Regions from separate parts of the Mus musculus genome. Here all the other regions are linked to region 4. The links are chromatin loops, found by intact Hi-C in ENCODE. Cell type or tissue: heart. All regions are shown on one strand.

Region 1 (4,000 bases), 330 kb after region 4:
AAGCCCTGAGCAGTTTGTTAGAGAGGGCATGACAGACAGTTCCCCTTCAGGTAGCCTCACATTAGCAAGACCTGCTGGACATCTTCTGTATGAGAGTTCTTGTTAATAAAAGAAGATGTTTTGTGTGTGTGCAGGTACCTGAAGAGGCTCTTAGAGGACATTGCATGGCCCTGGAGCTGTAGTCACGGGGTTGTGAACCAAACACGGGTCCTCTAGAAGAGCGAGCTGCAAGTGCTCTTGAGCACCAGGCCGTCTCAGCCCCGTGTTACTTCTTTTTTGGTTTTGTTGGTTTTTTGAGACATGGTTTCTCTGGTAGCCCTGGCTGTCCTGAAACTCACTCTGTAGACAGGCTGGCCTTAAAACTCACAGAGATCCTCCTGCCTCTACCTCTCTAGTGCTGGGATTAAAGATGTGTGCACCACCACACCCAACCCTTATTTCTTGCTTCCTTTGTTTTAATGGCACAGATGGCAGGTTCAATGGGTGGTGACGGAGGTGCCATATGACCCACATAGATTATCATGGTTGGTGCAGCCCTTGAGCACAGAGCCCCCTGAAACCACCTTGTGCAGAGGCACAGGGTCAGGTCCAGTTCCATTCCCAAACTGAAGCATGTCCTTCAGAGTAGTCTGTTTGTCCTTCCTCACTTGCCCTCTTGTTCCAGACAGTTCCGTGGCTATTTGGATATGGTAATAAATGACATCCTAGCCCCCAACCTGCAGTGGCATGCAGGGAGGACAGCTGCAGCCATCCGGACGGCTGCTATATCCTGCCTGTGGGCACTCATCAGCAGTGACATCTTATCGGCCAAGCAGGTAAGGACAGCTGTGACCACCCCAGTTGTTTGTCCATGTGTGTATCATGGGACCTTACAGAACTGCGTCATTCAATCAGCACAGAAAGCTCTAAAGGGCTGAAGTCTGTGGGGCCAGATCAGGGCAGGGCCCAAGTCTCTTGCTCTGGTTCTCACATCTCCTTGAAAGATCTGGGATCTGGTCTACAAACTGTCTTAGTTTCTTATCCTACTGTTGTGATAAAATACCCTGACAAAAGCAACTCAAAAGAGACTAGGGATATACCAGGTCACAGGTATATGGGGAGATGACATGCCAGCCATACCTGAGTTTGGATCCCAGCATCCATGTAAAGAAGCAAAAAACAAAAACAGAACAGGCCTGGCCACATGGGTGACCAGCATTGACAGAGCAGAGACAGGGTTCACTGACAGTCAGTAAGCTCTGACTTCGGGATAGACCCTGTGTCAATATAGAAGGTGCTGGATGGATGGAGAGATGGCCCAGTGCTTCAGAGCCCTTCTGCTCTTGCAGAGGACCCAAGTTCAGTTTCTAGTACCCATGTCTGGTGGCTCACAACTCCTGAGAATCTGATGCTCTCTTCTGGACTCTGAATAGACAAACAGACACAAACATAGAAAATTGTGTGTGTGTATGAGTGTGTATACACGGTGGAGAATGATAATGAAAGATGCCTGGTATCAATTCCTGGCCTTCAAAAAAAAGCACATGAACACACATATGCATTATGTCTGCTGCAACTGCACACACAGTGTAGCACGTATTATTAAGATTAGTGCCACAGAAATTCTCCATCAGATATTGGGTAAATGGTCTCCGAAGTCAGTTTCTGTTGAATGCTCTTCACAAAATTCCAAGCTTAGGATGAGGGATAGCCCTGGGCTCAGCTCTTACCACACACAGGTGAAGTGGCTGAGAGTGGCAGGCCAGGCCTGCGTTGCTCTAAGCAGTGAAGTGAGCCAGGCGACTGAGCCATGGAAAGGTGAGGCTTCTGCACGGCTCCTCTGCCTGCCATCCGCTCACGGTGTGTGAGCGCCCCCTGCTGACAACAGGGGTCGTTACCTAACTCTCACATGTTGCACTCTACAGTGGGTAGGATCTGAGGTACTCGACTGACCAAATTAAAGCAGAAATGGTTAAGATGATCTGAACTTTAGAGAAAATGCAGTATTTCTGTTCTAGAACAGCAAAGCTGCAGGCAAAGCCCTCCCCTTGTGTTGTGATCCCTTCCCTCCTGACATGGATGCCCTCCCCAAGATCCCCCACCGTCTCCCACTGGTACCCTATCTAGTCAGCCCCTGCCATCATCCTGCTGCCCGCTGTTTTCTTGTATTTATTACACCATGAGAAGGCCCACTTCCAGAAGCCCTTCTGCTTCCCTGCAAAGTGTCACAGAGGCAGCCACTTGGTGGCAGTACAGTCATAACTCACCAGGCCCTCAGCCCAGGGCATGCAGCCACACTGCTTGTCCCCATCAGCACCTCCTTCACTGGCACCACCTACCCTCCCATCCCTTTCACCTCCTCAGCAAAGGTGATGCCCTCTTGTTGATCACGAGAGCCCTGCTCAGGCCACTTACAGGCCTGTGAACCATTCACTGGTTCACGCCTCCCTCATTCTCGTGTCCCGTGAAGCCTTATATATGCATCTAAATGTGGTTTATCTCCCAGGCTTGTCCCATTACATGCCAGGTAAGTGTTCTGCATTTGAGCCACAGCTCCAGGCCCTTTACTAGAAGGTTCTAGGCAGGGGCTACCATGGAGCCACAGGCCCAGTCCTCTCCCTGGGGGATGTTAAGCAAGTGTTCTGTGGCTAATCTGTGTTCCTAACTGATTCCACTTTTAATTTGGAGACAGGATCTCAGTAAGAGTCCTCAGCTGGCTTTGAACTTCCTCTGTAATCCAGGCAGACTGAACTATGAATCTCCTGCCTCAGCTTCTAGTGCTCACTAGGATAGGGCTTTGCCCAGCTTTTCCTACTTTCAAAACAAAACAAAATTCCCTGTCATAGCCCTTACAGCTCCCATCATTCCCTGCGCTTCTCTCCACTGAACCCCTGGAGAACTGCCTACACTTCAAATTTTATTTTAGTAGAGCAAAGGGTTCTTTTTTTTTTCTTTGTAGTGTGTGTGTGTGTGTGTGTGTGTTCGTTCGTGTTTGTTCATGAGTGCCAGAATTAACTTCTGAATATCTGTCCTGGCTAGTTTTATGTCAGCTTGACACGAGCTAAGATTCTCCCAAGAGGAGAAAACCACAATTGAGAAAATCCAGCTGTAAGCAGACGAGCCTGTAGGACATTTTCTTGATCTAGGGTTGATGTGGAAGGGCCAGTACACTGTGGTTGGGAACAGCCCTGGGCTGGCGGCCCTGGGTTCTAAACGAAGGCAGGCTGAGCAAGCCAGTGAGCAGCATCCTCCATGGCCTCTCCATGCATCAGCCCCTGCCTCCCCGTTGCCTCCCGAAGCAGACTGTGATTTAGGATATGTAAGCCACGTAGCCCTAACAAAGGCAGCATCGGAAGTCACTCCTCACATGCTGTCCACCGTGGGTCTCTTCCTGGCCTGGCACCGGGAATGCAGATGTACACCACCACACCCAGCGCGTCCATGAGTGCTGGGTTGATCTCGATTCTGAAAGTTCTCTACCATCTCAGTGAGTCTTCTCTCCAAGCCCCTGATGGGTTTTTTGTTAGTTGATTGGTTTTTCCATTGGGGTGGTTTTCTGTAGGTCAGGCTGTCCTAGAACTCCCTGTTTAACAGAGCCTGCCCTTGAAGTGCTGGGATTACAGGTGAACTGTCTGTAATTCACATGGTCTGCTTGCCTTGTGTGGCCTGGCCTATCCTGTAGCACTCTGAGCCGATAATAAGTGACTGGTGGTGGCCTGTAATCCCAGCCCTCGGGAGGCAGAGGCAGAGCTCTGAGTGTGAGACCAGCATGGTCTACAGAGTGAGTTCCAGGACAGCCAGGGCTACACAGAGAAACCTCGAATCGAAAAACAAATAATTAATAAATTCAAGTGATTCAAGGGCCAGTGAGGTGACTTGGCAAGTGAGGGCAGTGGCCATCAAGCCTGGCCAATGTGCTGAGTGTGCTCCCAGGAGCCGTGTGGTTAAGGGAAAGAACTGACTCTTGCAGATTGTCCTCTACACGTGTGTACCTGCACGCTTGCACACCCACAGACCTACA
Region 2 (4,000 bases), 240 kb after region 4:
CCCTGGGGGATTCTAGGCAGGGACTCTAACCACTGAGCCACGCTCCCAGCCCCTCACTGGGGGATTCTAGGCAGGGACTCTAACCACTGAGCCACACCCCAGTCCCTCACTGGGGGATTCTAGGCAGGGGCTCTACCCCTGAGCCACACCCCCAGCCCCTCACTGGGGGATTCTAGGCAGGGACTCTAACCACTGAGCCACACCCCAGTCCCTCACTGGGGGATTCTAGGCAGGAGCTCAACCTCTGTGCTACAGCCGAGCCCCTAGGTGGAGGATTCTAGGCCAGCATGCTACTGCTGGGTTATGGCTCCTGCCCAGTTTTGGAAGCCCCCTGCTTCTTGCCCTGCAGCTCTTCTTCCTGCTCCACTAAAACAGGTTGCCATCCCCAAACCATTCTCTCTAAATCTCTGGTCCACCAAGACTGGCTCTCAACTTACATAGCCTAGGGTACTGGCTAAGATGATGTGGTAGCTTCCTCTGCTCTGAGGAAAGAGCAACTCACATGTGGTCTATAAGAACAGACCCAGAACAGGAAGAATGTGTGCAAGGGCCATGTGTGCATGTGTGCATGTGTGCATGTATGCATGCACACTGCTGCAGGGGAATTGGAGGTAAGGTGATCTAGAAAGAGATAAACCAAGGAAAAATAAAAGACAGTTGAAGGGGAAAGTCCAGTTCTGAAGGAGGCTGAGCGTATGCCACACCCCCTCAATGGTCTGGCCTATTCTCTGCACCCTCTGACATAAGCCTAGCAGCTTTTCAGGGTGGCTCCCCTCTCCAGCCCCCGCAGCCTGTCACAGGTCTTGCTATTTGCGGTGTTTCTATTGCAGTACTTCCCCAGCTGGGCTGAACCTGGAACCCAGACAAGTTCCCCACTGTGATAATGTCCAGGTGGTGACTGCAGTGTCCTCCTGGCAAGTACTCCCAAGGGAGCACTGCCCAGTGGCTGGCTGTGGCCTTTCCTCTCAGGGAAGGGTACAGTAATAAGCAAAGACAGGACTCTCGGGCCCCAACATCCTCTTGGAAGCAAGGTGATCCTTTGGGCATGCCACAGTGTATCTGTCCCTCTCTTCAGGTGCAGGCTTGAGCAGTGTTCACAAAAGCTTGTATCGTCCCTCTCTCTGCTTCATCCTACCAAACGCAACAGAGAGAACAGCTTTGGGGTGGCCCAGTACCTCTTCTTCACTCCTCAAAAATCTGGGTAGAATACGCAATGGCTAGCAGGGTAGATCTAGGGAGGCATATTCAAGTATCCAAGGACGGTCCCGCTCTCTGCGACACAGTCGAGTGACTCAGCAAGAATGAGTTCCAATATTGGTTACAGGGGAAATGAATGAACAACAAAAGGATTTGACAGCCATGTGTGGGCAGCATGCCTGTGCTATCAGCAGTTGGAAGCCTGGGACAGGAATTCCAGGCCAGCTTGGGCTGTATCATAGAGTGTGTGTGTGTGTGTGCATGTGTCCCAAGCTAGTTCTTGTTCCTTGAGTCTCAATTAGTGTTCCCTTGTACAGGATGGGCCCCAGCTGACCCCCAAGAGCTATGAATTCTGGTCAGATATCATATGGATGTCCAGCTAGTAGGTACAGCAAGGTGGATCAGTTTTTACAGGAACCGACAGGGGCTTGCAGAACAACATGTGTGCATGACCATGGTGGGGTTTGGTGTACATCCGTGTGCAGAGTCCACAGACCATCCCATGTGGTGTTCCTGGGGAACTCTTGCGGGTCACAGTCCTCCCCTCAGGGTGAACCTCATAGACAGCCTCAGAGAAGCATCCTATGTTGTATCAGGCAATAAGGCTTATTCTGGGCAGGTGACAGATGAGACAGAAGGCAGACAGATCTCTGGGGGTGTCTTAGAGTCATGCACAGATGACTAAGGAGGCTCGTGTGCTCTTGAACACTATATCTGAATCCAAATCACAGCTCTGGAGCTTTCTAGCTGGATTATGCACAAGTCACTCAGCCACAAAGCCTCAAGTTTCCTCATCTGTGAAATGGACTTACTGAGGGCTGTGAGGCAGCAAGCGGTGCCGAGCCCTCTGTCAGCTTCCACTTTGACGCTTTCCTCATGAGTGTTGAGGATGGCATGGCTGACCCAGAGCTTACCCCATGTCTTCTCTCAGCAGCTCTTGACTCTACCAATAGCTGGTGCACAGTGACCCCAGGTGGCCAGCACCTGCCTGGCTGGTGACTGTTACCATGACAGCAGTCAGTGGAACTGCTATTAGACAGGGCAGCTCTGAAGTCCAAGATCCAGGACCCCAATCGTCTGTTTGTCTGTCTGTCTGTCTGTCTGTCTTCCCCCTAGTGTTAGATAAATGTCATGGTACTGCCACCTACAGTATATAGAACAGCTTCCTCGGTATGTGTTTGCAGCTGTGTGAAGAGTGGGCAGAGAGCACTGCAAGGATACATAGACAACATCAGCCGCTACGGAGCGAGCAGAGTGTGAGCAGGCATGGATTCTGGAAGAGTCAGAGAGCAGAAGGACAAAGTATACCACAGAATAACTCAGCAGCCCCCACCCCACCCCACCCCGCCTCCTCACCATGAGCTTTGCAGCACTGGACAAATTGCTCGACCTTTCTGGTCTGTTATGTGTTTCCTCATCCTGGAATTATCGTGAGACTAGATCATTAGCACATGAGGGCCCTGTGAGTGTCCACACAGAATGCTTACCCTGTCCCCCTCTGCCAGTAGTCCATACGCGGCCCTCCTGCTCAGACTCCAGGGATGCCTTGGGCACACGAGCAAGACATCTTCACATGGAAGATGGGAATCTAACTGAGTGAGAAAATGGGCTTTTCCATGTTCGACCCAAGTGCACTTCACTCATGGGTACGTGATATTTAAGTGTGCACACAGTGCCAGAAGACCATGGCTATGTCGTTTCTCAAGCCCCAGCTGCCTTGAAGCACGCCGACCATCTGGACTGGCTGATGACCAAGGCCCAGGAAGCCTCCTGCCTCAGCCACCTGATTAATCTGAATGACAGGTCTGGACCCCCAAGCCCAGCTACAAGGTCTTAAAGCCATGGACCAAAGGAAAGGCTCATTCTGATGTTTATCGCTCTTGTGTACACCTTTTAGTGAATAAAGTGACTCTGGGAAAACAGGAAGGCTCGCTCTTCCAAAAGCGTAGCTCATACATTAGTGTAAACCCCACCCAGAAGCGGGGAGCAGCCCCAGCATCGCTTGTGGAGAGGGCCAGTGTGGGCACTCCACACACAGTTAATAAACGCCTCAGAACGAACCCGTGAAGAAAAACCTAAAATACTTTCAGAAGCCCCTGTGGCTCCACAGCTCAGCACATTTGGATTCAAATGTCAGCCTGAAGCCCAGATCAACAGCCCTGCTGATGTTGAGTTGTGGAACCACTTCTTACCACTCAGGTCCCTGAGGCATCTTCTAAGTCTGTAAACATGGCAGGTCATTAAAATCTAGCGGGAGTCTTTCCTGAGTGCCTCTTGGAGATGGCACTCACTGACGCCGATGTCTTCCCCTTAGGCCAGGAGATGAACAGCAGAGGCCAGGTCTGTCTGTCTTAGGGGACATGTTTCCCAGGTCAGGCCTCTCTAGCCTCTTCATCTCTGTGGCTTCGAAGGGGAGCGTGGTGCAGACTGTTAAAACTGGAACTGACAAGCAAGATGTAAAAGCCACCCTAGAAATAGAGCTGTGGCACTGTAAAAGAACAGGGCGTAGGGGCTTCACCAATCACTTTCAAAATACCATATGACCCCTCAGTGCTTGGAGCAGACAGAGGCATCTCTCCCTAGGCCCACCCACCACCCTACTTCCTTGTGGCTCCAAGCGTGCCCAGCGGAATATCCACCTTAGGAGGAGGGTTGTGAGCTGCACTCTGAGCCTCAAGAGAAGAGAGTCCTCACGAGAAAACCATCCCAGCTCTCCTCAGACCTATGTCTTTGCCAAACATCCCCACACTTTACCAGAAAGCTGGTCAGCAGGAGACTAGAATAGGCAGACACCATTGGCTGA
Region 3 (4,000 bases), 160 kb after region 4:
CCTCTGCTAGTGCTAGGATCTCAGAAGCTGGAAGAAAGGAAGCTGCAGACATTGATAGAAAGCTGCAACTCACTGCTTCTTGGATGCATCTTCTTCCCTAATTGCATTCTGTGTCTGACTTGCACTTCCTGGACCAAGGCTGCTCCCTGCCCCTAGAATGTCCCTTGCCTCTGGGCTGCACCCCTGGACCAAAGGAATCCAACCAGGCAGGCCCCCACACAAAGTACTTGGAAGGCTAGGGAGGCTATTGTCTGTGGTTGTGCCCTTGGCTTGGTGGACTGGCACTTGAGAGTGATACCAGGCTGGTCACACTGTTACAGGGCTGGTAAGGTGAGGGCAAACTCTTTCTTATAAGAGGCACCCACACATAGCTTGAATGGGCATGGGGTAGCTTCCTATGGGCCTAGAGACCTTGCCTTAGGATAGGGAACAAAGGAGACAGGAATCTTCAGTGAAGCCAAAAATGGATATGTGGTGAGAGTTCAAAGGAAGAAGTATAAAAGAAAGAAAATGAATTTGGGCATATCAACCCGGTCCTCAGATTAGAAACTGAGGCAGGAGGATGGCAAGTTTAAAGTCAATGTAGGCAATTTAGTGAGATCCTGTGTCAAAAAAATAAAAATAAACAGGCTGGGGCAAAAGCTCATGAACTCAGAACCTAGTGTGCATGTAAAAAGCTGGGTATGGTGGTGGGCACTTCTAATTTTGGTGCTGGATCGGTGGAGATGGGGATCTGTGATGCTCTCTGGCCAGCCAGCCTATACTCCTGGGCAAAGTCTACGCTAATGAAGAGACTCTGTTTAAAAACAAAACCAAAAACAAAACATAAGAACAAGGCTTTTCTAGCCTGCCTTCAACAAATACACATACATGTACACATATGTAGATCAATAAACACATTTTTAAAAAAAGAAGAAGAAGAAGAGTGAGTTCCCTGCCATTTCCCTGTTTGCGGCTGTGTCCGTTCCCAGTGTGTCTAAAGAGATCACAACTTTGCAACACCATACAAATGACCCACTGGCCAAGGAAGCTGGAGAGTGTGCTGATCCGTGGGATTTGAGCTCAGATACCACTGAGTCCAGTCGCTCGGCTGCACCTGAACAGCTTCATCTTCTTGCCTCGTCAGAAGCATCCCACACAGTCTGGACAGCGGTGCTCCTGAGGACACCGCGGCTAGCAGAAGGCAGGACTGTGCAGCTGGCCAGGTCGGAATCTGATGTGTACCCTGCTTGTTCACCAAGGGAAACTGCCCTCAGAGAGTGAGGACACCCCAGCCTGTCTGAGCTTCAGACCCTACTCTCAGCCTCTCTATCCTGGCCAGCTATGTGTCCTGTTCTATCTTGGCAAGATAGAACATCCTGGACCACTCTGGTGAGGGGGATTTGGGTCTCGCATCTCCACTGAGTGAACTCGACTATATCCTTCTGCCTTGAAGACTATGGACAGAGCCACAGTCCTACCTTAGGTCCTCCTCTTCCTGTCTGCTGGGGAGGCTGGGTCACCCAGGCGGCTCCTCTAAAGCAGGAGGACAAAGTCCAGCTGGTAATCTCATCCTCATCCCATCTTAGAATAGGGAGGCCCCAGCATCCCTGTGGTAGCCACCTCCCTCTGAAGGGAGCCACGTGAGCTTCCCTAGAAATGCCAGCAGCCTCTTTCACCAGTGTCTACTTGGTCCAAAGGCCTCAGAGGTGACAAAGAGCTCTGGCCTAGAGAGGCAGCCACTCTGCCACCTGCTGGCTATGCATCCTTCCACCTGTTGCTTCACCTTTCTGAGCCTCTGCTGGCCTCTACGATGAAAAGATAATAAAGCAGAAATAGCTGCTAATTAGAACTGTTGGGAGATCTGTTAAGGCAGAGCCTGGCATGGAGCCCAAATGTAGCCAGCATTGAGATTCCCTGGTGCTAGAGAAGGATGAATGCCACGGGCATATGGCAGATCTCAGTGAATCAGTTCCACCCAAAGGAAAGGGGCTCACACCTCTGGGTGACAGGAGTCCCAGATGGCACTTTAAGCAGGGTATCCCTGTCCATCTCTAGGCCAGTCTTAGGAGTTAAATGACAGCCAGTAGCCTAAAGGATTCTCGGCTTGTACTCTACCACTGAGCCACACCCCAGACCCTCCCTGGGGGATTCTAGGCAGGGGCTCTACCACTGAGCCACGCCCCCAGCCCTTCACTGGGGGATTCTCTATCACTGAAACACACCCCTGGCTCCTTACTGGGGGATTCTAGGCAGGTGCTCTACCTCTAAGTTATAACCAAAACTCCCTACCCCATTTCCTTCTTTTTTCTTTTTTTTTTTTTTTGTTTTGTTTTATTTTGTTTTGCTTTTCATTTCCAATTTTTTAATTAGGTATTTTCTTCATTTACATTTCAAATGCTATCCAGAAGTCCCCTATACCCCCCCCACACACACACTGCCCTACCCACCCACTCCCACTTCTTGGCCCTGGCATTCCCCTGTACTGGGGCATATAAAGTTTGCAAGACCAAGGGGGGTCTCTCTTCCCAATGATGGCCGACTAGGCCGTCTTCTGCTACATATGCGGCTAGAGACACGAGCTCCGGGGGTACTGGTTAGTTCATATTGTTGTTCCACATATAGGGTTGCAGATCCCTTTAGCTTGTTGGATACTCTCTAGCTCCTCCACTGGGGACCCTGTGTTCCATCCAATAGCTGACTGTGAGCATCCACTTCTGTGTTTGCCAGGCACCGGCATAGCTTCACAAGAGACAGCTATATCAGGGTCCTTTCAGCAAAATCTTGCTGGCGTATGCAACGGTGTCAGCATTTGGAGACTGATTATGGGATGGATCCCTGGGTGTGGCAGTCTCTAGATGGTCCATCCTTTCATCTCAGCTCCAAACTTTGTCTCTGTAACTCCTTCCATGGGTATTTTGTTCCCAATTCTAAGAAGGGGCAAAGTGTCCACACTTTGGTCTTCGTTCTTCTTGAGTTTCATGTGTTTTGCAACTTGTATCTTGTATCTTGGGTATTCTAAGTTTCTGGGCTAATATCCACTTATCAGTGAGTACATATCATGTGAGTTCTTTTGTGATTGGGTTACCTCACTCAGGATGATACCCTCCAGGTCCATCCATTTGCCTAGGAATTTCATAAATTCATTCTTTTTAATAGCTGAGTAGTACTCCATTGTGTAAATGTACCACATTTCCTGTATCCATTCCTCTGTTGAGGGACATCTGGGTTCTTTCCAGCTTCTAGCTATTATAAAAAGGCTGCTATGAACATAGTGGCGCATGTGTCCTTCTGTAGTACAGCTTTAGGTCAGGCATCCCTACCTCATTTCTTAAAGATGACGTCTCTCACATAGTTCTGGGTATATTAAAACTCACTGTGTAAACCAGGCTGACTTTGAACTCACAGAGATCCATCTGCCTCTTCTTCCCAAAAGCTGGGTTTTAAAGGCATGTACCACAACGACCAGCCTAATATTTTTTCTTTTTTCATGTCATATAGGGTCTCAGTAAGTTTCCCAGCCTTATCTTAAGTTCATTCTGTAGCCCAGGCAGGTCTTGAACTAGCAATCCTCCTGCCTTGGCCTCCTGACAATTAAGATGGCTGACGTGTGTCATGAGGCAGGCTAAGCTTGGCTTTGTTTGTGTTGTGTTGTTGTTTGTTTGTTTGTTTGTTTGTTTGAGATAGGGTCTGGCTCTCCTGAAACTCATTACTTTGTAACCAGGCTATCCTTGAACTCACAATGATCCACCTTCTTCTGCCTCCCAGTACTGAGACTAAAGGCTTAACCCACCATGCCTGGCTTGAATTGAAACAGTGACTTACCATGACACTCTATCCTAGTAGCTCCAGGGGACAGAGAACTTTATCAGCCATAGCTTCAAGGGGTGTGAAATTGACTGGCTTGCTGAAAACCAGAAGAACCGACTAAACTGTCCACATATGTAACAAGGTATCTGCACACCTCCACCTGCAGTAGTCTACAGTGCTCCTTGGACGAGACCTATAGCTACTCCAGCCC
Region 4 (4,000 bases):
AGTCCACACACTGGGTAGGCTATATATGTGATGTAGCCAGAGAGCTAAAAGCCATAGGCTCAGTGGCCATCAGGAGCTGGGTAACTGCTAAAAGGTACATGGTTTCCTGTGTATGCATGTGTATGCACGTGTGTGTTTGTGTGAGTGCGTGTGCGCGTGCGTGCGTGTGCGCGTGCGCGAGCATGTGTGTGGTCAGGATACTGACCACCTTAGTTTTTGAGACAGGGTCTTTCACTGAATTTAGAGCTCACTGATTGAGCTGAGCTGGCTGGCTGCACAGAGCAGCTCCACATCTTCCTTCCTCTGCTTCCCTGAGCTGGGATCCCAAGCATGTGCCACCATGCAAGCCTTTACACATATCCTGGGACCTGAACTCAGGTCCTTGTGTTTATGCAGGATGCTTTTCTGACTGGGCTACCTGCTTAGCCCCTTAGTTTCTTTGGGGGAGAGAAGCTGTGTGAATGTTGTGGGAATGGCTGTGTAGCACCATCAATACACCGAACACCGTGGGACTGTATGCTTTGAAATTGGTGAGCGTCCATCAAGGGAGTTGCATCTGAATACTGAAACTGCGCACACCCGACACTTGTGCTGTGTGACCTGAGATGAAGTCACTGCTGTTGCCCTTGGCTGCTGCCAAAACAGCAACCCTGTCACCTCCCAGCCAGCTTCCTTGTGCCTTGAACAGGGGCAATAAAGCCTTACTCACACAGCTGGTAGCGTGCCACCAGAGCAGATAAGGGCCGCCTTGCCCTGGGTTTTTATGCTCAGTAACTGAGATAATGTGAAGAATGTAACACCAAGCTCAAAAACAGGGCCATTTAAACAGCGTCCTGGCCGGGATCCCATCACACCTGTGGGTGATTCCAGCTCAAACCTGGCAGTTGGCCCTGAGCCTCATTGGCTCCCACTCCCTGCAAATCCCCAGCCTTTATGGTGAACTCTAAAGCCACTTCCAGCTTCTCCTGAGCCTTTCACCCCAGAGTGCATCAAGGCCATGCACCTGTTACGTGTTCCCCCCTCCCACCAACCTTCTTGCTGCCAGGGGACCTTTGAACTTGGTCATGCCCCATGCCTTCCCCTTAATAAAAATTTCTCACCAGGTGCTTAAAATAAAAGCCCATTTCTGCAGCTCTTCCCCTCTAGGTCCCGGGCGTTCACCTCTTCTCTCTCCTTCTCTCTGTTCTATGCCAAGGCTGAGGGTTCCGACTCCAGGGCCTTGATGTTGCCTGATCTTCAAGTCACCCAACATGCAGGGCAGCAAAGGCATCTTGTGTCTTCTCACTTAATTTTTAACTGATTAACTTTTTAAAAGACGGGGTCTCACTATATAGCTCTGTCTGGCCTAGAACTTGCTATACAGACCAGTTTAGCCTCACAGAAATTTGTATTCCTGCCCCCCTCTCCCCAGATACTGATCTGCTTTTTGTCTTTGTTTTGATTGTTTGTTTTGTTTTGTTTGAGATTGGCTCATATGTAGCCCAGGATGCCTTCAAACTTGCTAAGTAGCTGGAGATAGCCTTGAGCTTCTTGCCTTGAGCTTCTTATTCTCCTGTTTCCACAATCCCAGTGCTCAGACTCCAGGCTCCGGGGCCTCCTGCATGCTAAGTAAGATACATTACCAACTGAGCTACAACACCAACCTCTGTTTGTTATTTGTTTGTTTGTTTGTTTGTTTGTTATTTTTCTTAAGACTGGGTCACACTATGTAGCTCAGGCTGGCCTGAAACTCCCCATCCTCCTTTCTCGGAGGATCACAGAAGAGCATCCCAAGTCCCACACCCTGTAATTTCTTTTGAACTATACTTCCCAGTGAGGAAGCGCTGTGGCCTTAAATCATAGGATTCGAGCGAGGGCATTCATTACTGCACACTTTCTGCACTGGCTTCCTCCCCAGGAGAATGCAACTCCACCCACAAGCAGGCCTCCATCCTTTACAGCTCTCAGCGGAACTGATGCGCTCCATGGGGGGCCAGACCACCGAAAAAGTCACTAAGGCCACGGCCACGGACAGAGGAGGAGGCGTGGGGACTCACTTTCCCCCATTGCTATCAAGGGGTTGGAACCTCCAGGTGCAGCGCTGCTTCTGCCAATTTGCGGTGTGCCCAGTTAAAAAGCACTGTTCATGAGTGGATGTCAGGCCCAGTACCAGCAGGACTTTAGGGGTGCCAATATCCTCCTCAAAATACACACACACACACACACACACACACACACACACACACACACACACACACACACACACACACTTAACACATGTAACCCCACCCCAGGGACTCCTCGTGCAACAGCCAGGAGCATGCGCACATCTGCAACGCCAAAGTCCAGTAGAAAGGGTGCGTGGCAGACAATGGACACCAGGTGGCAGCAGAGGGCTACCCATAAACCAGGCCCAGGCAGCTCCAGCTGCAATGGCAAGGCCACTCTTACAAAACAAGCCCCTTGGGACATACATCCTAAGCCACCCGCCCGATCTGGGGTCAGTAAGGATGAGATGATAGTGGAGGGGAGGGGGAGGAGGAATGGCTCTTCACACCAGGGTGGACCCACAAGCCCGCCTGCTTTACTCATAAGGCCTCTTTCAGCAAGCCTGGGAGTTAGGGCAAACAAACAGTCTTGTGGGAACACAGGTAGTGGAGATCCGGAAGGAACATGGCAGATAGCCTTTGAGTGGGATGAGATAGCCTCTCATGAAACGCCAATAGGGTCAAAGCTTGTAATATCCACCCGAGTTTCCAACCTGAAAGTGTGGCTACTGTAGGCAAAGTGAGTATTCACCGTAAAGTTAGCGCCCCTTGACACTTGGCCTAGGAACTCTGACCCCAAGGCCAGATGACCTCCCAAAGACCTTATGGACACTGACACATAACCCACTGGGTTCTGGCCCAGGAAGGAGAGTTTGATCTGTTCCATTCTCACACAGAGAATCACAGTGGGATCCATGGTCAGGTGTATCTTTGACCTTGCAAAGTTTCTAAAGACCTCATCCCATAACTTCCCTTGCTTTCTAGAAGGGCTTGCCCAGGGGAGTATGGAGGCTGTGAATGGCAGGCTCAGACCCTTGCCGCCAGCTTCTTTACCTCTCTTTATTTACCCTTACATCTTATTGTGCCTCTCTGAAGCTCACTTAGGGTCTCTGACCCAGGTTGGAGCTCAGAGCAGCCTCTGGACTCACTCTCTGCTTGCCTTGAGGCACTCCCTACTAACTGGGACCTGAGGGCCTGGGAGAGAGCGAAGGGTCCCTGAGTCCCTGCCTCTCCTGCTGATGTAGTGCACTACGGCATCTCTAAGAGAGCCACAGGGTTTGGAAAAGCAGAACGGATCTGTCCCTAGACTTGTGGTTCTCAACCTTCCTAACGTTGCAACCCTTTAGTACAGTACCTCATGTTGTGGTGACCCTCCAACCATAAAATTATTGTTGTTGCTATTTAATAACTGCAGCTTTGCTGCTGTTATGAATCTCAGTGGAAATATTCGTGCTTTTTGATGATCTGACCCTTGTTCAACCCCCAGAGGGGTTGTAACCCATAGGATGAGACACACGGCCCTAGAGTAAACCAGGTCCCTCTGAGGGAAGCCACTTCCATGCTGTCTGATGCTAACACGCAAATGTACTCTGACACTGAATGTAGAATTTCCTTGAAAACAGAAATACTGAAGGAACTTTGAACCCGAGAAGAGCTGCTTCAGGTCACGTCCACAGATGAGTGGAGGGGGAGGGGAGAAAGGGACAACACTTAAAGTGATGCCAACGGAGAGGCTGAGAGGTACCGTGGAAAGCCATCCACAGCCACTCACACTGTAGTGAGAATGATTTAGCCTGAAGCCGGATATGGGAGATGATCGTGAAGTCTGTGTGAGCAGCTGAGTAGTGAGTCGCCAGAAGGCAGCCGCTCGCTCGCTCGCTCGCTCACTCGGGCTGTCTAGAACAGCACGGCAGGGCCAGAACACCTGCAAGCCCTTCCTTGGCATCCTGCCAGGCTCCCCAGCCACTACTCCA
Region 5 (4,000 bases), 98 kb after region 4:
ATAATTTTTTTGAGAACTTAGTATGTACAAGTATTTCCCAAACTGGGATGCTTAGCAGTATAGCACTACTGGGGGCAATGACAGGCTGGGGTGTGGCTAGTAGAGCCCCTGCCTAGAATCTCCCAGTGAGGGGCTGGGGTGTGGCTCAGTGGTAGAGCCCCTGCCTAGAATCCTCCAGTGAGGGGCTGGGGGCGTGACTCAGTGGTAGAGCCCCTGCCTAGAATCTCCCAGTGAGGGGCTGGGGTGTGGCTCAGTGGTAGAGCCCCTGCCTAGAATCCTCCAGTGAAGGGCTGGGGGCGTGGCTCAGTGGTAGAGCTCCTGCCTAGAATCCCCCAGTGAGGGGCTGTGTGTGTGTGTGTGTGTGTGTGTGTGTGTGTGTGTCTCAGTGGGAGGGAGCATCTGCAGAAAATCTCCTAGTGAGGGGGTGGGTGTGTGGCTCAGTGGTACAAATACCAAAGATTATGTTTTTAAGAATGAATTATTTTTAATTTTTAACTGCAAATGGCAGCATAGTATATTCAATTCAATAAATATATGTCTAAGCTTAGCATCACCTGTTTCTTTTTAGCTTTTAAATGTGAACATGAGACAGTTTATGCCAGCTATCAACCTGCTCATTTTTGAAGATTATTTATGCATTCATTGGTGTGTGCATGTATGCATACCTCTTTGTGTGGGTGCTGCACATGTGCCTGCATGTATGGAAGGCAGTTGTCGACTTCAAGTGTCTTACTCCATTTCTCATTGTTTCTGAGACAGGATCTCTCAGCGAACCTGGAGCTCACCTGTAAGCTGGTCGGGACTCTCAGAAATCTCCCAGTCTCCCAAGCATGAGACTACAAAGCCATGCCCTGACACCCAGACTTTTATATGGGTGCTAGCACTTTACCCACCAAGTCATCTTCCCAGACCTCATGCATCTGTCAATTTAAGCTATTCTCTCCTCCCCCCACCCCAATCCTTCCTCTCCCTCTTGGGAAGAAAACCTAGCTTTGGGGGACCCAGCTGTTGAGTGAAATTTCCAAGCTTCGAGCCTAGCTGCCCATCCATGCTTCTTCGTTATCCTGCAAGGGAGGGGACAGGTCTCCTGGTCTCCTAACATCACTCAGAAGGAAGTGGGTCTCCCAATAATGGCTTTGACAAGTTAAAAGCTTGAGTCACCTAGGCTTGGCCTGTTCCTGAGGAAAGCACGTTGCCCTCCATCCCTCTTGTCCTCTGAGGGGTGGCCCCTGGGGCCTCCCAGGAGAGATGACCAGATTGGTTATTTAACTGGACTCGGAATCACATCCAAAGTAAACAAACAAGCCTCTTGCCTAGAATTTCTGATTTTCCCAGACTCGGGGTCCAGATCCTCCGAGCAAACTTAGTATCCAGAGCCCGGTAGAAGGTGACCAACCTGGGGTCTCCAGTCTTCAGTGGCCATACCACAACCCAGAAGACACTGAGGCCACGCCTCTAACCAAGCCCAGCAGAGCCCTTTTAATTTGTGATGACATCACCTAGCCATGTCTGGAGACAAGTCCTTGCTCACAGGAAGGTGACATTTGTGGTAATCCCAGAATAGTCCCAAGAGCTGTTCTCCACCCTGAACCTCCTGGAAGCCACGCCTATGAGGACAGAAATCTCAAAGCCCCAGAGCCTTTGGTGCTCCCGTGGGAGCATGAAGAAACTTCCAGAAGAGCCATTAAGTCATAGCATCTAGGATTCTGTGAGAAACATTTGCACAGGGAAAGAAGGAATTGAAAAAGAAAACCCTAATGGATTGGGAGGTAGGGATTTTTCCCTAGCGCCTCAGAGGGAACCAATCCCAGGACACTTTAGTGAGATGTTCATACTCCAATGAAAGAGGCTTAGTTCCTGTCACTTGTAGTCCTGCTTATAACAGCCTAGGAAAGCCAACATGGTCACCACAAAGCACTGGTCTGTATAGGAAAGACCCCAGCCACTACGTGGTCTACATCCAAGCCAGGGAGAAACTATTATTACTGTTGCTGAGAGACCCTAAGCCAAGAACTCAGGGTCTGTCCAAGGTCCCAGCTGCCCAGAATAGGGACATTATAAAGGGACCTTGGGCAAGGAGCTCTGTGTCTTTGTGCCTTAGATTCTGTGGTCATGGAGTACTCTGGTTCTTGTGCCACACTCGTGGGATGTTCAAGGGTCGAACGGAGTTTGTAGAGAACTTCCTGGGGCAGATCATGGTAGGCTTGGAAGGCAGAGAAGCTGAGATTGGCCTGTAAAACCAGGGCCGGGCTGCTCAGCAGAGTCCCTTGCAAGTCTCCTCAAGAGTCAACAGCTTTTGTATGGCCATGAGACAAAGATTGGCTGTCCCTTCTTGCTCGGCTGACCCTACCCTGCATATGGAAAGCAAGGCCCAGGCTGGCTTAGGATGGTGCTGCTAGAACCATGTTCTCCCCTGCTATCCCTCAGTGTGGGAAAGGAACACAGGGAAGATGCAGGAGACACTGATGAGAGAACAGGACATGAGTTCTGTATCAGTCCCTCTCTGAAGGCCTGCAGTTTTCCCTTCCAGCCAAGCTTTTGCTCTGAGTGCATACAGGCTGGGCTCAGAGCCCTATTCAGTGATGTGAAGTGTTTGCAGATTTCCAGGACCATCCTCATGGGAACACAGGATGTCTCTAAGAGTATACGAATGCCTGATGTCCAAGAGGGGGAAGCTTCAGCATGCAGGATGCCTCCACCAAATCCACAGAGGTATGTGGTACCCAGTGCCAGGATGGTCTCAGCTCTGGGCTGGCACTTTTGGGCCATTCCCACCTGCTGTTGTCTATCCATTCAAGGGGTTGCCAGAGCCATGGAAGAAGTGCAGACATAAGGCACACATGTGCAGACATACCTGTGAGACACTCCAGGACCCAGAAAGAGCCTACTTTAAAGCAAGCCTGTAAGTTAAGTACCACGCTCACATACTTAGGGAGCTGTCCTTGGGTGTCAGATATGCTCTAAACAGAGTTCTTATGCATGCTAGTCAAGAGCTCCACCACTGAGCTATCCACCACACCCCCTAGCCATCCAAGACCCTCTCCCTCTCTCTCTCTCTCTCTCTCTCTCTCTCTCTCTCTCTCTCTCTCCCCTGCCTCTCTCTCTCTTCCTCCCTCTCCCTCTCCCTCTCCCTCTCCCTCTCCCTCTCCCTCTCTCTCTCTCTCTTTCCCTCCCTCTTCCCACTGTGTTTGTGTGTGTGTGTGTGTGTGTGTGTGTGTGTGTGTGTGTGTGTGTGAATGCCAGAGGTCAGTGTAGGGTCACTTCCATATTTCTCGATGAATTGTCTTGTCTCTGCTCTGTGCTCCAGTACTGGAATTGCAGGCATGCACATCCAAACTCGATTTTTACATAGGTTTTAGGGATCCAAACTCATGTCCACATGTCTGTGTGGCATGTACTCTACTGATGGAGCCATCTCCCCAGACCCTTCAAGCAGTTTCCACAGTAGATGTGTGAGAGAAGTCTGGCAATCACCCTGGGCCCTAGGTAAACAGAAGCATCAAAAACATAAGGACAAAGTCCCCAAGGCCAAATAGGCTGCTGACAGAATTGTTAGCACCTTGACCCTACATCAGGCTGCTCATTATTTAAATTAAACAAGTTCACCTTACGGTTTGGCGCTTTGTTTTGAATTAGTCCTGAAAGGCACAGGCCTGGGCTGAGAAGATTCATTGCCTGTGGGGCTGCAGATGCCCAGTGGAAAGAGGCATGTGATCACAGGGGCCTCTTGTTCAGCCCAGCTCTGCTCCTCAGACCCCACGCAGGGCGCCGGCTTCTTCACAGAGAAATCTTAGTCTACATGAGTCTACCATACTTCTTGCATCTACCTAGCACGGTTTTCTCGTCTATGAAACAGGCAAATCTGCACCCTCAGAAGCTCTTACGTGAAAGCTTCACAAAAAAACCTTCACAGAGGAAGCAGCTCAGTTGGTAAAGTGCTTGCTGAGCTAGAAGGATCTGAGTTCGATCCCCAGAACCCACATAAAAATGCCTGGTAGGG
Region 6 (4,000 bases), 230 kb after region 4:
CCAGACTGTGAAGTTCCAAGATTCAGGGTGGAGATGCATTAATGGGGTTGTAAGAGACACGGGCCTGAGTGTCCACTGTGGATCTAGGCTTTAGGAGGTGGGGGGTTGGATATACTTCTTTGTCAATGTGGCTTCCACTCAGAATCACCAGTCTACATGCTAGCTATGAATGGTCACAATATCCACAAATGACCCAGCCCATCTGACCTTCTGAATTTGCACAGGCACATTGAGGAGGCTGAAGACGAACTTTAAACCAGTAACCTTTATCCTCAGGAGCAAGGGAGCTTGCTTCTGTCGTGGTGCTAATATAGTCATGATAACTTAAAACACTCATTTATGGTGTGGATTCAATGTTTGCCTAGAAAAGCTTGTCACAGAGGTGATTGGCTCATGAGGGCTCTGACTTCATTATGAGAGATTCCCATGATGCACTCAGAATATGATACCTGTCTTGGCTGCAACAACGACCTTCCAAAGAGATGCTTTGCCTAAGTTCAAACCCAGAATCAATCTTCCAATATTAAAAAATAAATAAAAAAAATCTGGGTTTGGTGGAGCATGCCCAGTGGTAGGGAGGCAGAAACAGCCAGATCTGTGAAACTCTCTGGCCAGCTCTTCTATACCTACTTGTGAGTTCCAGTCCACTGAGAGACCCTGTCTCAAAACTCAAGGTGGACAGCCTGAGGAACAACATCTGAAGTTGTCTTTTGGCCTCTGCGTGTGTGTGTGTGTGTGTGTGTGTGTGTGTGTGTACGCGCGCGCACTTGTGTGTGTGCATTTGTGTGTGTGCACTTGTGTGTGTGTACATTTGTGCACACACACACACACACTGGACTGCTAAGTGAAATCTGACAGAAATACAGACAAGCAGTGCCCTGTGGTGGTTGATAATACTGGAAAAACCAGCTAAGGCCTGCCAGGAGCTGAGGAGGACACAGGTGAGTAGGGCCGTGCTGCCTGCCAATCAGCTAATAGACATTTATGGAGTATATCTTCACACAGCAGAGGGGCAGGCAGCTCCCATGAAACAGTCAAGGCCACATCCCGGGCCATAAAACACACCTGAGTAAACTCGGGCAGCAAAGCATGCCGTGGGCACCGTTAGGTCACCGCCGAGGTAAAATGGAAATTAGAAGCCTGGGAAAAACCCAGCATTCTGGAAGTGCTGGCACTTCTAAACAGCACAGGGTCAGGGAGGAGGCACCAAAACTGGGCCTGGTGATGCTCATCTGTAAGTCTGAAGTAGGAAGATTGTGGTGAGAGCAAAGCTAGTCCTGGGTATATCGTGATTTTTGGGACATCCTGGGCTACAAAATGAGACCGCATCTCAATAAGTCAAAAACTAGGAGGAAGAGAAGGGGGGAGGAAGAGAATCTAGGTGACATGAAAATAACTAGAAACCAAACGAAAAAATAAAAGGCAACGTTTGGGGAACAGGGGATAAGATAGAACTTCTCCAGGTAGTCCTGGCTGTCCTGGAACTTACTCTGTGACCAGGACGGCCTTGAACTCATAGATTTAGAGGCATTATGCTACCACCTCCCAGCTAAAGTAAGACTTTGTCAAGCGTGTGAGGCACAAGAGAATCTGCACATGGAAGGACATCTACAGTGTGTAATAGGAAAGACCTGGAGTCGGTAGCCTTGGGGAGCGACGGCAAGAACAAAACAAATCCAAAGCAACCAAGAAAGAAAGGGTTTGGTTATAAAGCGGCTCAAGAGACAGAGGCAGATGGACTGTAAGTTCAGGCCAGCCTGAGGCACAGAGTGAGTTTATGGTCTCCCTGGGCAACTTAGAGAGTCTATCTCAAAATTCAAAATAAAAAGAGAGCTGAGGAGATAGTGCAACAGTAGCATGCTTACCCAGGTCCCCCAGTGAGGGGCTGGGGGTGTGGCTCAATGGTAGAGCCCCTGCCTAGAATCCCCCAGTGAAGGGCTGGGGGTGTGGCTCAGTGGTAGAGCCCCTGCCTAGAATCCCCCAGTGAGGGGCTGGGGTGTGGCTCAGTTGTAGAGCCCCTGACTAGAATCCCCCAGTGAGGGGCTGGGGGCGTGGCTCAGTAGTAGAGCCCCTGCCTAGAATCCCCCAGTGAGGGGCTGGGGTGTGGCTCAGAGGTAGAGCCCTTGACTCAAGTCAGCCCTGCAGGCTCCAGTGTAGGAAAGGGAAAAGCAGGTGGAAATTCAAGTTCAACCACCAGAGGGAGCCCTACCCAACCCGTACCCAACCCTGGAGATCTGTTCAGGGAGCCTGATGTGTGCCAGGCACTGTGTTGGATGAATGTCCTGAACATTCATATTTCCCACCATGTAAACTCACTAGCAAAACAATGGTAGAAACCAAAGAGGGCGTGCCTTTCCAGTCATCATTCACTCACTCATTCATTCATTCATTCATTCATCAAAAACACCACGGGCCCCATCACTGGTCCCATATTTTATGAATGGTAGTTTGAGCCACATGGCATCTTGACTCAGAAAGCCCCAGAAGCAGTATCTGGACTCTATCTAACATTTGGTCCACCAGAGATGGTGGCAGTGTCAAAGGTACCGAGTCCAGCATCCCACACACTGGAGCCCTACTGGGGCTGGAAATCTCATTGCTCCCTCTCACCACAGACCATGTACAGAGCCAAGCGGGGGGGGGGGGGGGCCGGGGGAGGTCCCACGTGGTCAGCAAGGTGGGAGGCCACCAGCAAGCCAGCCTCTAGGGACCGATAGAGGTCACCTCCTAAGAATCTTTCTTCCAGGACATCAGTCTTGGAGGAAAGAAAGGAACCAGCTGGCTGAGTTCTGATGAGGCTGCCTGGAGATGTGGGGGGTGGGGGTGGGGCTTGGCAGCCATTCCGGGCCAAAAGAGAGAAAGTAAACCCTGGGGCTGCCGGTGCCAGCCAAGTGCACCGGACACCACAGCGCCTCAGGCTAAAGTCGGGTTCAAGTGCCTCTGGCTTCTCTATCAGCTGGCTAACGACTGGGACAAAGCTGATTCTGGCTCTGTACCAGATCTTTAGCTATAAAACAGGACAGTCCTCCTGAAGGGGCACACTTGTCCTGGCCACCTCTCACTAAGACTCATTCCCCCCTCCCTCCCCCTTCCCAAGGACCAGACAGATCCAAACTCCATCACCATCATCCAAACTCCCCAGTGGCTGATCTGAGCTCCCGTGAGCAGGGCGCTGGAAGCTTGCTTGCCTTCTGCAGCCCGTGACAGGTGTACCCGTTACCAATTCAAGAGAAATGATGGCCTGCAAGCCCCAGGCCCTGTGGTCACCACAATTATAGTTGCTGCAGCAAAGTGTCACCCTGTGGTCACAGCAGGCAGGGGCATCTACATCTAATGAGATGCCAGAGATCTCATGGTGTTCCTAACCCAGCTGCCCTCTCTGGCTGTCACCAGTAACCAGGGTAGAGGACAGCCTCCAAGTACATTATAGACTTCAAACCTGTCACAGGGCCTCAGCAGCCGGACCATAATGGCTGCCAGACCCAGCTCCAGTGCGGTGGCTGGGAAGGTACAGCTGCAGCTGTGGTAACAGCTAGCTGGCACGAAGCACTGGACACGTGCTTTGTTCCTGTGGCTGCAAAACTACTCAGTGGCTCCCAGGCTGTTTCAAAGTGCCAGCCTGGGCTTGAAAGAGTCAACAGATGATCCACCTGCCGACCAGGTCATCTGAGACCCGTGTGGCCAGGGCGAGAGCTTGCTGTTCTCTGCATCCCTTGGCAGGTGCTACTGAAAGCGAGGAGACCAGATAGGGAGAAGGTGATCCGGGCTCCCAATAGGTGAGTAGCGCAAAAGACCAACCAGCTGGGAGACTCCAGACAGCAGAAAAGACCATGGTCTATGGAAGAGAGTCCAGTCAGCGGTGGGGAGACTCAGACTACACAACAGATCCCCGTCTGTAGTAGAGGCCACAGTTGGCATAGGAGGCCCATTCTGTGAGGGTGACCCCTGTCAGTAGAGACAACTCCATTAAGGAAATCTGGTTGTGAGAAGCGACCTGTCT
Region 7 (4,000 bases), 480 kb after region 4:
AATCAAGACAAAAATAGACTAATGGTAGTAGTTGTGTCCCAGGTCTCTAGTAATCCAGTCAGTCTCAGACTTGCAGCAATCCTGCCACCGTCTCTTGAGTGCTCAAATAACAAGCATGGAGTGCCACCTATGCTTTCTTATTCAACCCCCATTTTATAGTCAGGGAAACTGAGGCACACGTATGCATGACAGAACTAGAGTGACAGCAAACCCGAGAGACAAAGAGACACAGACCCCATCTCCCTAAAGAGAACAAATTGTCAGTGAGGAAGCTCCTTCCTGGGGCCAGACCGAGGCCTATCAAGGACAGCTCAAAGGCAGCAAGGCCTGAGCCTGCACCCTGCCGTCTCAGGCCTGTGTTGCTGCCAGCAAAGATGATTCACCCATCTGAGCTTTCCTCTTCTCTGCCCTTCCAGTCCTCTCCTCTGCTGTCCAGGTCTCGGCTGTAGACCCCAGCCCCAATACCCTAGCACTTCCCAGGCCTGGGTTGGGCATCTAACCAGAGGCCAGGCGTCTGCCTCCTCAGAGCATATGGCCACACTGGGTAGGAAGTGCCTCAGACGGCTGAGTGCCTCCTGCAGCACCCAGTGAGTGCAGGAACTTACACACAGTAGGTCTTCAAGCAGCTGCCACCAGAGGCTCAGAGGCTGGGAACTGAGCCCAGAGCTGTTGAAAGTCAGGATGGCCACTCCAGCCTAGTAGCTGGTCTCTAAGGACCAGTGACAGCCCCCTGCCTCCCCTCTCCACTGCCTGCTTGTGCTGTGAAACCCTGAGTAAGGAATTGTGCAAGGACCCAGAAGTCCCATCGTGCGACCCAGCCGTGCTGGCAGCTGTCCTTGCTCTGAGGAAGGCAGAGGCGAGCCCTGTCTCCCAACAGTTTCCTTTCTCATTATCACAAGCTGATGGTCCCCTGACAGGGTTTGTTTCTAAGGTCACAACGCAAGAACTGATATGGGCCATGAAGAAAGCTCGAGGGGGGGGGGGTGAAACATCTGCTTCTTGTTTGATTCATTGTGTGTGTGGTGTAAGCATGTATACATGTGCATTGTGTGTGCAGTGCACATGTATGTAGAGGCCAGAGGTTGATGTTGGGTAACTTCCTCTATCACTTCGTTCCTTATTTGGGGAGACAGGGTCTCTCACTGAACCCTGGAGCTGACCAGTTCAGCCAGGCTGGCTAGCCAGCTTGCCCCAGGGATGCTCTAGTTCTTCCTCCTCAGTGTTAGACTTATAGAGCCAAGGTTTCCATGAGTGTTGAGGATCCAAGTTCAGGTCTTCATGCTAGCACAACAGGAACTTTACTGACAGCCATCTTTCCAGCTTCTTGGCTTGACTTTTTTTTTTTTTTTAAGATTTATTTATTATTGTGTGTAAGTACACTGTAGCTGTCCTCAGACACACCAGACGATGGCGTCAGATCTCATTACAGGTGGTTGTGAGCCACCATGTGGTTGCTGGGATTTGAACTCAGGACCTTCAGAAGAACAGTCAGCGTTCTTAACCGCTGAGCCATCTCTCCAGCCCCGACTTTCTTTTTTAAGATGTAAAAATTTATATGAGTATAAGAGGGTCTTGTCTATATGTTTATATGTGTACCTCATGCACGCCTGGTGCTTGCACATACCAGAAGAGGGTGTCATATGCTCTGCAGCTAGAATTGCAGACAGCTATGAGCTCATATGGGAGCTGGAAACTGAAACTGGATCCCCTGCAGGAGAGCGGCTGAGGCATCTCTCCAGTCCCAGTGGCTTGGCTTCTTATTTGCTTGTTTGTTATTGATTGATTGATTGATTTTTCGAGACAGGTGTTCTCTGTGTAGCCCTGCCTTTCCTGGAGCTTGCTCTGAGACCAGGCTCAGGATGACCTCAAACTCTCAGCCTGAGTACTGGGATTAAAAGTATGTGCCCGTGGTGGCGCACGCCTTTAATTCCAGCACTTGGGAGGCAGAGGCAGGCAGATTTCTGAGTTTGAGGCCAGCCTGGTCTACAGAGTGAGTTCCAGGACAGCCAGGGCTACACAGTGAAACCCTGTCTTGAAAAAACAAACAAACAAAAAAGTGGGTTCCCCAGTCTGAGATGGGTACCCTAGTCTGGCTCAACCCTAGACTCCCAGATGTTGGAATGGTGGGGACCCTTTAACGCATCTGCTTTCCAGGTACCCTTGTTGGATATGAATGTTTAGTGTCATGGCTCAGGTGCTCCTGGGAGCTGTGACCTCCCTCAGCTACACATAATGGGACAGGAAGTCAGTATGATGACGGCTTTATCATCAATGTCCCACAAGAGACAGTAGTTACTGGATAGAGAGACTCTGTGGCCTACCCAGGGCGAAGGACAGTTGGATGGAACCCAAATCTCGGGCCAGGATAGAGAAACCGAGGTTTCTGAGGGAGATGAAGACAAGGCCAGGCTACTGAAAGACCCCACAGCAGACATCTGATTGTGGACATCTTCTCTGGTGGGGAGGGGCAAGAATCAGTAGTGAGAAGGCTGGCCATGAACCCTAGGGGAAGAGATAGCCCAAGAACTCAAATTCCCCAAGTCAGTGTGGAACCCCAGAACTGCAGAGCAACCCCACAGCAGTGCCTGGACCAGTTGTTGAATGCCACAAGATAAATTGCACCCTCCAAAAGAAATATTGGGGCACCTAACCCAGGTGCCTGCAGATGCGGCTGTGTTTGGAAACAGGGTCATCACAGGGGTGGAATCTGGCTGGAGGCCTCATTCAAAGGAGACATGTGGGCACAGATAGAGGTGGAAGGCCACTGGGGAAAGATGCACAAAGATCAGGGCTGTGTCTGCCAGCCAAGAATGGCCAAACTGCCAGTGACACTGGAGGAATGGCTGAAGAAGACTGCATGGACCAAGAAGAACTACCCTAGTGGCGTCTTGACAGCAGCCATGTAGTCTCCCCATTGGGGACCGAACAGCCAACTCCGGCTTGGCTTTCTTGCAGTTGCTCTTGCAGGTAGGACTGGGGCAGCAGGCTGCAGCCTCTGCCCTCAGTGTCCTGTTCTTTTGCCTCTTCTCACCCTGTCCTGAGACGCTTGTCTGGAGCTCTTGCCACAGGGACGGACATCCAGGTGGTACCTGCAAGCCAAGAGAGAGGAAGGCAAAAGAGTTGGGACTACCTGGGGGGATGGTAGCCCAGGTCTGGTGATGAACACCCCTGGCCAGAGGATGCCGAGATGTACTTCTGGAAGAGCTGGTCAGTTCGGGCGCTGCACACAGGTGTCTCATGGCTTAGGTAGCCTTGACCCACCTCCCAGGGGGCCTCCTCTGCCTCTGTTTTCCCTTCTCTTTGTCCAGATCAGTAGGCCCATACGCATGCCTAGTCTCTCCAGAAGTTAGCTCGGTACCTGCTGAAGGCCCAGCCTCTGCTGGAGACCTAGTGTTGATGTCTCCACCCTCCGAGGGTGGCATATACCACTGGAGCCGCACCCTTAGTCAACTGGGGCCTCAGGGCCTAAAGCCATGGGGTCCTGGAAGCAGTATGCTGAATGGATCTTGCTGTCCAATGCCCCAGGTACAACCCTGTATGCTTGGGAGCAGGATCCCCTATCCCTTGTAGTGAAGATTGCCCGCTCCCACTCCACCCCCCACCAGACTGATTCCCTCAGGAGTGGCCTTGCTGGGTCACAGTCATCATGACCAACAGGATTTGATTTTTTTTAAAAATCCCTTTCAATTAGCATACAGAATGATGTATTTTGTTTTAAACCTTGCTCTCATGTAGTCTAGGCTGGCCCAAAATGCATTTGGTTTTGCCTATTTACTCGTTTTGAGACATAGTTTCATTTATTTCAGCTAGCCTCTAACTGCCTTCACTCTTTCTCAGAGATGGGGCTGGGGCTGGGGCTGGGGCTGGGGCTGGGGCTGGGGCTGGGGCTGGGGCTGGGGCTGGGGCAGGAGAGCAGGGTTTGGAGATTTCCTCCCACAGAGGGTCGGATGCAGGTGATGGGAGACTGGAATGTGGGAGCAAGGGCTTTTAAAACATCCCT

The links. A loop is a pair of places that touch in the nucleus more often than their neighbours do. Peaks named below come from ENCODE experiments on the same cell type or tissue, not always from the same donor. Only the 100,000 strongest peaks of a DNase experiment are listed, where the experiment ranks them.
Region 1: it touches region 4 in a loop (9-fold over the local background); 36 of 42 quality-filtered maps call a loop at or near these places.
Region 2: a loop joins it to region 4, with 6 times the contacts of the local background. A loop is called at or near these places in 38 of 42 quality-filtered maps.
Region 3: it touches region 4 in a loop (3-fold over the local background); 26 of 42 quality-filtered maps call a loop at or near these places.
Region 5: it touches region 4 in a loop (2.1-fold over the local background); 4 of 42 quality-filtered maps call a loop at or near these places.
Region 6: it touches region 4 in a loop (4-fold over the local background); 37 of 42 quality-filtered maps call a loop at or near these places.
Region 7: it touches region 4 in a loop (13-fold over the local background); 2 of 42 quality-filtered maps call a loop at or near these places.

The regions. Positions count from the first base shown.
Region 1 is chr5:139,177,251-139,181,250 of GRCm38, forward strand. Dnaaf5 (dynein, axonemal assembly factor 5) reads left to right here. Exons shown (of 13, transcript NM_001081265.2): 10 at 665-815. Among named protein-coding and RNA genes, the nearest start is that of Sun1, 21 kb to the right of the region's middle. In heart, CTCF peaks have their summits at 1,888 (motif pointing left) and 2,097; DNase peaks (open chromatin) are centred at 1,851 and 2,301.
Region 2 is chr5:139,083,164-139,087,163 of GRCm38, forward strand. All of the region lies in intron 4 of Prkar1b (protein kinase, cAMP dependent regulatory, type I beta), which reads right to left. Among named protein-coding and RNA genes, the nearest start is that of Prkar1b, 45 kb to the right of the region's middle. In heart, a CTCF peak has its summit at 2,174 (motif pointing left); DNase peaks (open chromatin) are centred at 868, 1,358 and 2,158; H3K27ac peaks cover 1,733 bases.
Region 3 is chr5:139,005,716-139,009,715 of GRCm38, forward strand. No RefSeq gene overlaps it. Among named protein-coding and RNA genes, the nearest start is that of Pdgfa, 13 kb to the left of the region's middle. In heart, a CTCF peak has its summit at 1,745 (motif pointing left); no DNase peak of the experiment used is centred here; H3K27me3 peaks cover 397 bases.
Region 4 is chr5:138,845,914-138,849,913 of GRCm38, forward strand. No RefSeq gene overlaps it. Among named protein-coding and RNA genes, the nearest start is that of Gm30206, 23 kb to the left of the region's middle. In heart, a CTCF peak has its summit at 2,366 (motif pointing right); a DNase peak (open chromatin) is centred at 2,358; H3K4me3 peaks cover 242 bases; H3K27ac peaks cover 268 bases; H3K27me3 peaks cover 1,140 bases.
Region 5 is chr5:138,943,553-138,947,552 of GRCm38, forward strand. Gm38726 (a long non-coding RNA gene) reads left to right here. Exons shown (of 3, transcript XR_868640.1): 3 at 760-1,611. Among named protein-coding and RNA genes, the nearest start is that of Gm38726, 11 kb to the left of the region's middle. In heart, no CTCF peak of the experiment used is centred here; DNase peaks (open chromatin) are centred at 1,199 and 1,689; H3K27ac peaks cover 1,220 bases.
Region 6 is chr5:139,073,141-139,077,140 of GRCm38, forward strand. All of the region lies in intron 4 of Prkar1b (protein kinase, cAMP dependent regulatory, type I beta), which reads right to left. Among named protein-coding and RNA genes, the nearest start is that of Prkar1b, 55 kb to the right of the region's middle. In heart, a CTCF peak has its summit at 2,192 (motif pointing right); a DNase peak (open chromatin) is centred at 2,181.
Region 7 is chr5:139,326,845-139,330,844 of GRCm38, forward strand. No RefSeq gene overlaps it. Among named protein-coding and RNA genes, the nearest start is that of Adap1, 3.4 kb to the left of the region's middle. In heart, no CTCF peak of the experiment used is centred here; no DNase peak of the experiment used is centred here; H3K27me3 peaks cover 3,249 bases.